Regions from separate parts of the Mus musculus genome. Here region 2 is linked to region 1. Evidence: chromatin contacts called from ENCODE Hi-C or POLR2A ChIA-PET data. All regions are on one chromosome and are shown on one strand. Each heading gives the region's core, a stretch centred on a gene start or an enhancer-like site at or near the end of the contact. The rest is flanking DNA. Distances are from core to core; before and after follow the strand shown.

The links. Hi-C counts contacts between places; a loop is a spot of excess contacts on that map. ChIA-PET counts read pairs that join two places held with the same protein, here RNA polymerase II (POLR2A).
Region 2: a map of regulatory T cell shows a loop between it and region 1 (2.1-fold over the local background). The contact joins the promoter of Spag8 here to the promoter of Fam166b in region 1. A Hi-C loop is called at or near these places in 2 of 37 maps with a recorded cell type or tissue (Patski and regulatory T cell). POLR2A ChIA-PET finds 5 or more read pairs at or near these places in 1 of 5 experiments (embryonic stem cell).

The regions. Positions count from the first base shown.
Region 1 is chr4:43,427,384-43,430,627 of GRCm38, reverse strand. It overlaps Fam166b (family with sequence similarity 166, member B), which reads left to right and starts at 1,494. Exons shown (of 6, transcript NM_001369077.1): 1 at 1,494-1,600; 2 at 2,162-2,385; 3 at 2,459-2,655; 4 at 2,789-2,840; 5 at 2,918-3,115. The coding sequence starts at 1,539.
Region 2 is chr4:43,652,009-43,655,252 of GRCm38, reverse strand. Spag8 (sperm associated antigen 8) reads left to right here and starts at 1,659. Exons shown (of 7, transcript NM_001290462.2): 1 at 1,659-1,749; 2 at 1,832-2,612; 3 at 2,734-2,908; 4 at 3,091-3,136; 5 at 3,211-3,244. The coding sequence starts at 1,712. Hint2 (histidine triad nucleotide binding protein 2) reads left to right here. Exons shown (of 5, transcript NM_026871.1): 2 at 207-347; 3 at 433-537; 4 at 668-740; 5 at 842-1,026. The coding sequence ends at 933.

The DNA of each region.
Region 1 (3,244 bases), core at 245-2,744:
TTGAGCCTGTCTAGCCTTCAAAGACTTTAAGTAATAACGCTTTGACTCAAAGTAAAAATGGCCTTAACAATAACGGAATAGAAAAGTGGGTCACTTCAGCTGCTCAGTCTCTCATCCATCTAGTCCACCCTGATGTTTGTCCCTGGGAAGTGTTCTCAAGGGTTCAAGGTGTCTGCTCAAGTGTTCCATCATCACATAGAGGGCCATTTCGAGCCAGAAAGCAACCTCCTCTCCTCTTGTGTGTCTCCTTCTGAGGAGCTAAGGCTATTCCACAGGGCCCCTCCTAGCTACAAGAGTGCCAGAAGCCCAGGCTCACAATCTAGACTGTTAAAAACTTTGCTTTGTTTAAAAAAGTAAAGTTGGCTTGCCTGCTGGTCTTAATCCTTTATCCTTACATGACTCTCCTTCCCTGAACCCTCTGAGTGGGAGCACACCCCCGACTCCTCACAGGGTTACCACTCACCCACATTCCCTGTGTCAGAAGCCGAGGCATCCTCGTGAGGCCTTAGTCACCACTCCTTTCACCTACCTTCTCGAGACCGCTGACCCTCAGAGTCTTGGTAAGCTCAGGTATTTTAACTTTCTCACTGGAGTTTGGAGAAGTTGGGGCCAGAGAAAGTTAAGGTACCTACCTCCTCCAAGAGGATGAGGCCCTCAGATAGGTGTCAAAGCCTGCCGGGCCTCATGCCCCAGTTCTTGCCCCCACCCCACAATTCTGGCTTCACATTCTTCTGAGCTAATATCTTTATGTCCTGGGGGATACACTTGGGTGGTAGAGGACTTGCCCTGCCTGTGTGGGGCCTCTGTTTCCAGCTCCAGGACGTTGGTACATTAATTTGGGCGCCAGGGCAGTCAGGGTAAACAGTATCATCCGCAGCTGCACATGAGGCCAGCGGCTCAGTCTTAGCCAGAGGCTTGTGGACCTTCCTTCCGCATAGTACGTTCTGCCATCCTTAGGGTGTTGAGCCGAGCAAGACGTTATTAATGAGTGGATGATTTGGAGTATAGCAGCTATCCAGTAAATAATCCTTGCATTAATGCAATTATCTGTTTCTTTTTCTTTCCCTTTCCCTCTTTCTTTCCCTCTCTTTCTCTCTCTTTCTCTCTCTCTCTCTCTCTCTCTCTCTCTCTCTCTCTCTCTCTCTCTCTCTCTCTCTCTCTCTCTCTCTCTCTCTCTCTCTTTCTGTTTCTCGAGACAGGGTTTCTCTGTGTAGCCCTGGCTGTCCTGGAACTCACTCTGTAGACCAGGCTGGCCTCATCCTCTTGCCTTCCACCCAGAGGCTTTCGCAGCTGTTCCCCTCAGCCTCTGCCCTTTTCCAAGTGACAGAGCGGCACCCACTCCGGGAAGACCAGGAAGCTCCTCTCCACCACCTCTGCTGGCTTTACCCCAGCAATCCCCACTCCAGGGAGTGGGGGGTGGGCCTTCATTCGCCAACTCTCGGCCCCGCCCCCTCCCTCCTGCCCCATAGCCCTGGACACAGTACACAGGGCCCAGAGTCCCTCCTGGAAGGGAAATAAAAGGAACTGCGCCAGTTCCCATGGCTGTGGTCAACACTTCCATCCCAGGGCTCAGCGGCGAGAATCCGCATTATATTCCAGGGTAAGACTCCTCCCAGAGCACTCCCCTGCTTGCTTCTGGGAATGGGGATTGGGATCTAGGAGCCAGTTCACAGACACTGGGGTCAAGATGAGAACTGGGGTGTGTCAATGGTATGGTATGGAAAGGGGAATCTAGCGGCTGTGAGAGCCAGGTCTAACAAAGCTTTGTGTTGTGGTCCCCACGGAAACAGGGTAAAAGCAGGAAGGACTGGACACCCAGGCAGAGGGCTGGGGATGTAGTCGCTTCAGTGATTTAATGATTGCCTAGAACACAAGGCACTAGGTCCTGTCCCCAGTAGGTAAAAGAGACAAAGAACAGAAATAAAGACCTCCAGACTCAAGCTGGGGCAGGAGTGGTTGGACCCGTGTGAGCCAAGCATGGGGCGGGGATGTAGAAGGATCAAAGGTGTTTGGTCAGCCTAGGCTAGAGAGTGAGACCCCGTGTAAAAATAAACACACAAGCACTTGCTGCAAGTGCACACCAAAGCGGGGCTTTCCTGCCTGTGTCAGGATGGTGGTGTAGGGTCCAACTCAGAGCTATGGGATGGATCCTGTGCTGCAGGTACACCGGACACTGCCCGCTACTTCGGTTCAGCATGGGCCAGACCTATGGGCAGGTGACTGGTCAGCTACTCCGAGGCCCTCCTGGTCTAGCCTGGCCTCCTGCCCACCGCACACTTCTGCCTCCCATCCAGTCTCCAAGATCTCCTGTGATCTCCAAGGGGAGGCTGCCTCCCAGGCGCGGGCATGAAAGGCTCAGCTCCAGCATAATCCCTGGGTATACAGGTCTGTATAGAGGTCTGAATGGGTGTCCCCTTCGAAGAGAACGTGCCGTGAACTAACACATCTTCTCCGTCAGGTTTTATACCACGGGCACAGTTCATTTTTGCCAAGAACTGCAACCAGGTTTGGGCTGAAGCTATGAGTGAATTTACACGAAGGCACGGGGAGCAAGAGAGCCATCAACTGCCAGACGGAGCCAAGGGAGAGAGAGAAGTGGAAGAAGACCAGCTGCGGGAGGCAGAGGAGCCACCGCTGAAGCAGGAGTTGGCACATGTGAGATGGGGCAGGCAGGTGGGGTGGGGGTGGGCGCTCGTGCTTTGCCTGGGGGCACCGTGGGGCATGGCTGCCAGCTGTCTGCGGGGTGCCTGAACTTAATTCTTTTTCTTTCATTGACTTCTCTCATCAGGCTTCCCCCTACTCCATGGATGATACAGATCCCCACAAGTTCTTCATGTCAGGTGAGAGGAAGTGGGTAGCAACCAAAGGCGAGGGGAGACCGCAGGACGTCTTGACTCAGCATCTCCCCCACCCCCAGGTTTCACGGGCTATGTGCCCCGTGCCCGCTTCCTCTTTGGCTCCAGCTTCCCTGTGCTTACCAACCAGGCATTGCAGGAATTTGGGCAGATGTGCTCACGGGGCCGGGCGCACAAGGACCCCAAACCTCTCTCCCCACTTCCCAGGCCCACGTTTCAGAATCTGGGTCTCCTACCTCACTACGGAGGCTACGTGCCAGGTTAGAAGAGCCCGTGAGGGGCTCCGGGAACTGCGGTGTGTGTGCGGGTGGGGGGTGCTTTGGCAACGGGAATTAACAGACACGGAGAGATGTCCGACCCTGGGATTTAGCTTTAGAGAGGAAACTCTG
Region 2 (3,244 bases), core at 410-2,909, 220 kb before region 1:
ATCACTGCGTGTTCTGTAACCAGGTCCACCATCACCTGGCCTACTCTTCAGGCTCTGAAAGTCAGGAATTTTTCCTTGGAGTGAAAAGCACTAATAGGTTCTTAGAAGAATGGTGTTAGTAACACTCAGAGCCCAGCATCTTCCAACCTCAACTAAGTGTTTGGGGAAATTACTCTCTCCCTTGGGGTCACCCGCCCCACCCTCAGGTCCGAGGAAACGCAGGGGTGTCCGACGGGAGTGAAGTGGCCAAGGCCCAGAAAGCAGCTCCTGGAGGAGCATCGCCAACCATCTTCTCCCGGATTTTGGACCGGAGTCTCCCAGCTGACATTCTATATGAAGATCAGCAGGTGGGGCCCAATCCTCTTGTGAATGTCATGGGTGCAATGGCGCCTGATGAAGTAACACCAGTCTCTCACCTGTCATTGCTCCCAGTGCCTTGTGTTCCGTGACGTAGCTCCTCAGGCTCCTGTGCACTTTCTGGTCATTCCTAGGAAGCCCATTCCTCGAATTAGCCAGGCTGAAGAGGACGACCAGCAGGTGAGGAGAACAGGGTCCGGGGGTGGGGGTGGGGGGTTGGGTGGGGGCTTGTCTGGGAGGAGCCCTGGATTAAACTAGAGGTTTGGCTCCTATGGGGAGAGCCACCTCTGCCTCTGCCCTCTCCCTTTAGCTTCTAGGACACTTACTCCTTGTGGCCAAGAAGATAGCACAGGCCCAGGGTCTGAAAGATGGGTATCGACTTGGTGAGTGGCTTTTGTCCATGAATCCCTATTACTTGATGTGGTCTTTTCTTGTTTTGACCTCCCCCGTGACCCTGATCCCCTAACCTCAAGCTCTGTTTCAGTGGTTAATGATGGCAAGATGGGCGCACAGTCTGTGTATCACCTGCACATTCACGTACTTGGAGGCCGACAGCTGCAGTGGCCACCTGGCTAAACCTGCCAGCTGGCCAAGGACCACAGGCCTGGATGCTTGGACGGAGAATGGGAAAAGGAACCTTGTGGTGTTAATAAACTTATTCTCCCTCAATTTTGTATCCCTGTCTTAAATATGTAACAAATTTATACCAAAATAAGTGAAAGAAAATTGATCCTAAGACCCAGTCAGTGGTTAAAGGAGTATGTGGTGCAGATCTGCTAGTGTCTAATGGTCCACTCTAGGACAAACTACTAGAAAAAAAAATAGTAGAAAGTTGTCTGGATGACTAGACAGAGACATGTCTATTGTACCATATTCCTTTGCATTTTGCTGTAATCTGCATCTCTCTCTCTTTGTGATAAGGATCGAATCCAGGACCTTGGGTACTTATACCAATGAGCTGCATTCTCAGACCCTATTTCATATATTTTTATCCTTAAACTTTAAAAAACAAACAAACAAAAAACTGCTCTTTTAACTTAGGGGATGAACCAAACAGGAGTTCATACTGATGCCCTCCTGGGCTTTTCTCCAATGCTTCCCCATAGTCACCTTAGAACTAATCAATCAAGTTGGGCATGAAGGCAAGAGTTCAGATTAGTGGAACCTTAAAAGCCCAAGTGAGGCCGATTGGAGCCGGGGCTATTGGAGAGCACCAAGTCTAAGACTTCCGCCCCTGGAGAGCGTTTGTTTATCTCTGCTACCCGCCACCCTCGGGTCCGCCCAGCTCCGGTTGTGCGCAGTCTCCTGGAGTTGTTTGCCGTCTCTATGGCAACCCGGGAGGTGGAGTCCGAAAATGGAGACCACCGAGTCTACAGAGGGGTCTTTGTCGCGGTAAGAGCCATGGAGAACAAGGGAGGTCAACGGACTAACTTTGCAGCAGTTTTGACAACCTTGATGTGTTCGTGTCTTCCAGATCTTGTGATGTACAGCCCAGCTCCGAAAGACTAGATACCCCTTCAGAACCTGTTCCTTCTTCGAGTAGTAGTCCTAGGTCTACTGCCCCTGCCGAGGCTCCGGCGCAGTACTCTGTGCTGACAGAGCCCTCTTCTGACAGTCTTTACGGGGCACCCTGCCCTCCAGCCCATCATAGAGGCCATGGGTTTGGCTTTCAGCCCTTCTATGTTTCTTGTATTCCTCAGGATCCCTGTAATATGGCAGACCTCAGCTCCAGGGCTGATCCTACCTCTTCTTATCCTTGTCATAGCTCTGTGCATGGCTCTGGCTCTGGCACTTGTGGTCTTGGCCAGAGCTCTGAGCCTAGCCAGGGCTCCGGGCCCACCTCTGGGCCTGCTCCTGCCTCTGTACCTAGTCTTGTCTCTGGACCTGATTCTGCCTCTGGACCTGATTCTTCTGCCTCGGGACCTGCTCTTGCCTCTGGACCTGGTCCTGCTGACCCTGGACAGGGTCCTAAGTTCAGCACCTGCATTCCTCAAGGGTACAGATGCATCCCAGTTGACCTGGCCCCTGATTATAATGCATGGTGTCAGCACTTACACTGGAAGCCACAACGCTCCTGGGAACCTCTGCAAGTCTCAGAACCTGGAGTGAGAGGGCCATATAAACCTCCAGAACCTGGAGCACTCGGGCCATGTGAGCCATGTGAGCCATGTGAACCTCCAGAGGCTGAATCTGAGGAAACTCTCTGTAAAGCACGGCCACGTGGCCAGTGCCTCCTCTACAACTGGGAGGAAGAGGTATGAAGAGGTCTGCCCTCTCTTCCTAAGGGCCTACCCCAGATACCTGGGGAAGCCAACAGTTTATGATGAGGGTCAGTATGAGGAGGCAACTCATAGTTACTTAACGTGGGGTCCACAGAGAGCCACCAACCAGCTGGATCAAATCCCTCCATTGCAAGATGGCTCTGAGAGTTACTTCTTCCGACACGGACACCAGGGTCTGCTGACCACGCAGCCCCAGTCACCCATGTCTTCTAGCACCACCCAGAGAGACTCATACCAGCTCCCAAGACACATCTGTCAGCCACTTCGAGGTGTGAAGCATGAGAGATGGGGGACCAGAAAGAGCCCAGGAGACAGAAAAGGGAGACCGGACTTCCTGGTGGGATTGTGGATTGTTTGGTGGCTATAAGGGCAAACCCCAAGATTCCCCTTCTTTGCTCAACTCATTTCTGACGCTAGTTCCTGACTAGATTTCTCTTCTGTCCTCTCCCAGGGAAGCGTGAAGCCATGCTGGAGATGCTCCTGCGACACCAGATCTGGTGAGAGCCTGGGAAGGGGGGAGGGGAGGAGAGAAACCAGGGGGATGGTCTTGACCTCTCACATGGCTACATAGTAAAGAGGTGCAGGCAGAGCAGGAACCTGCAAGG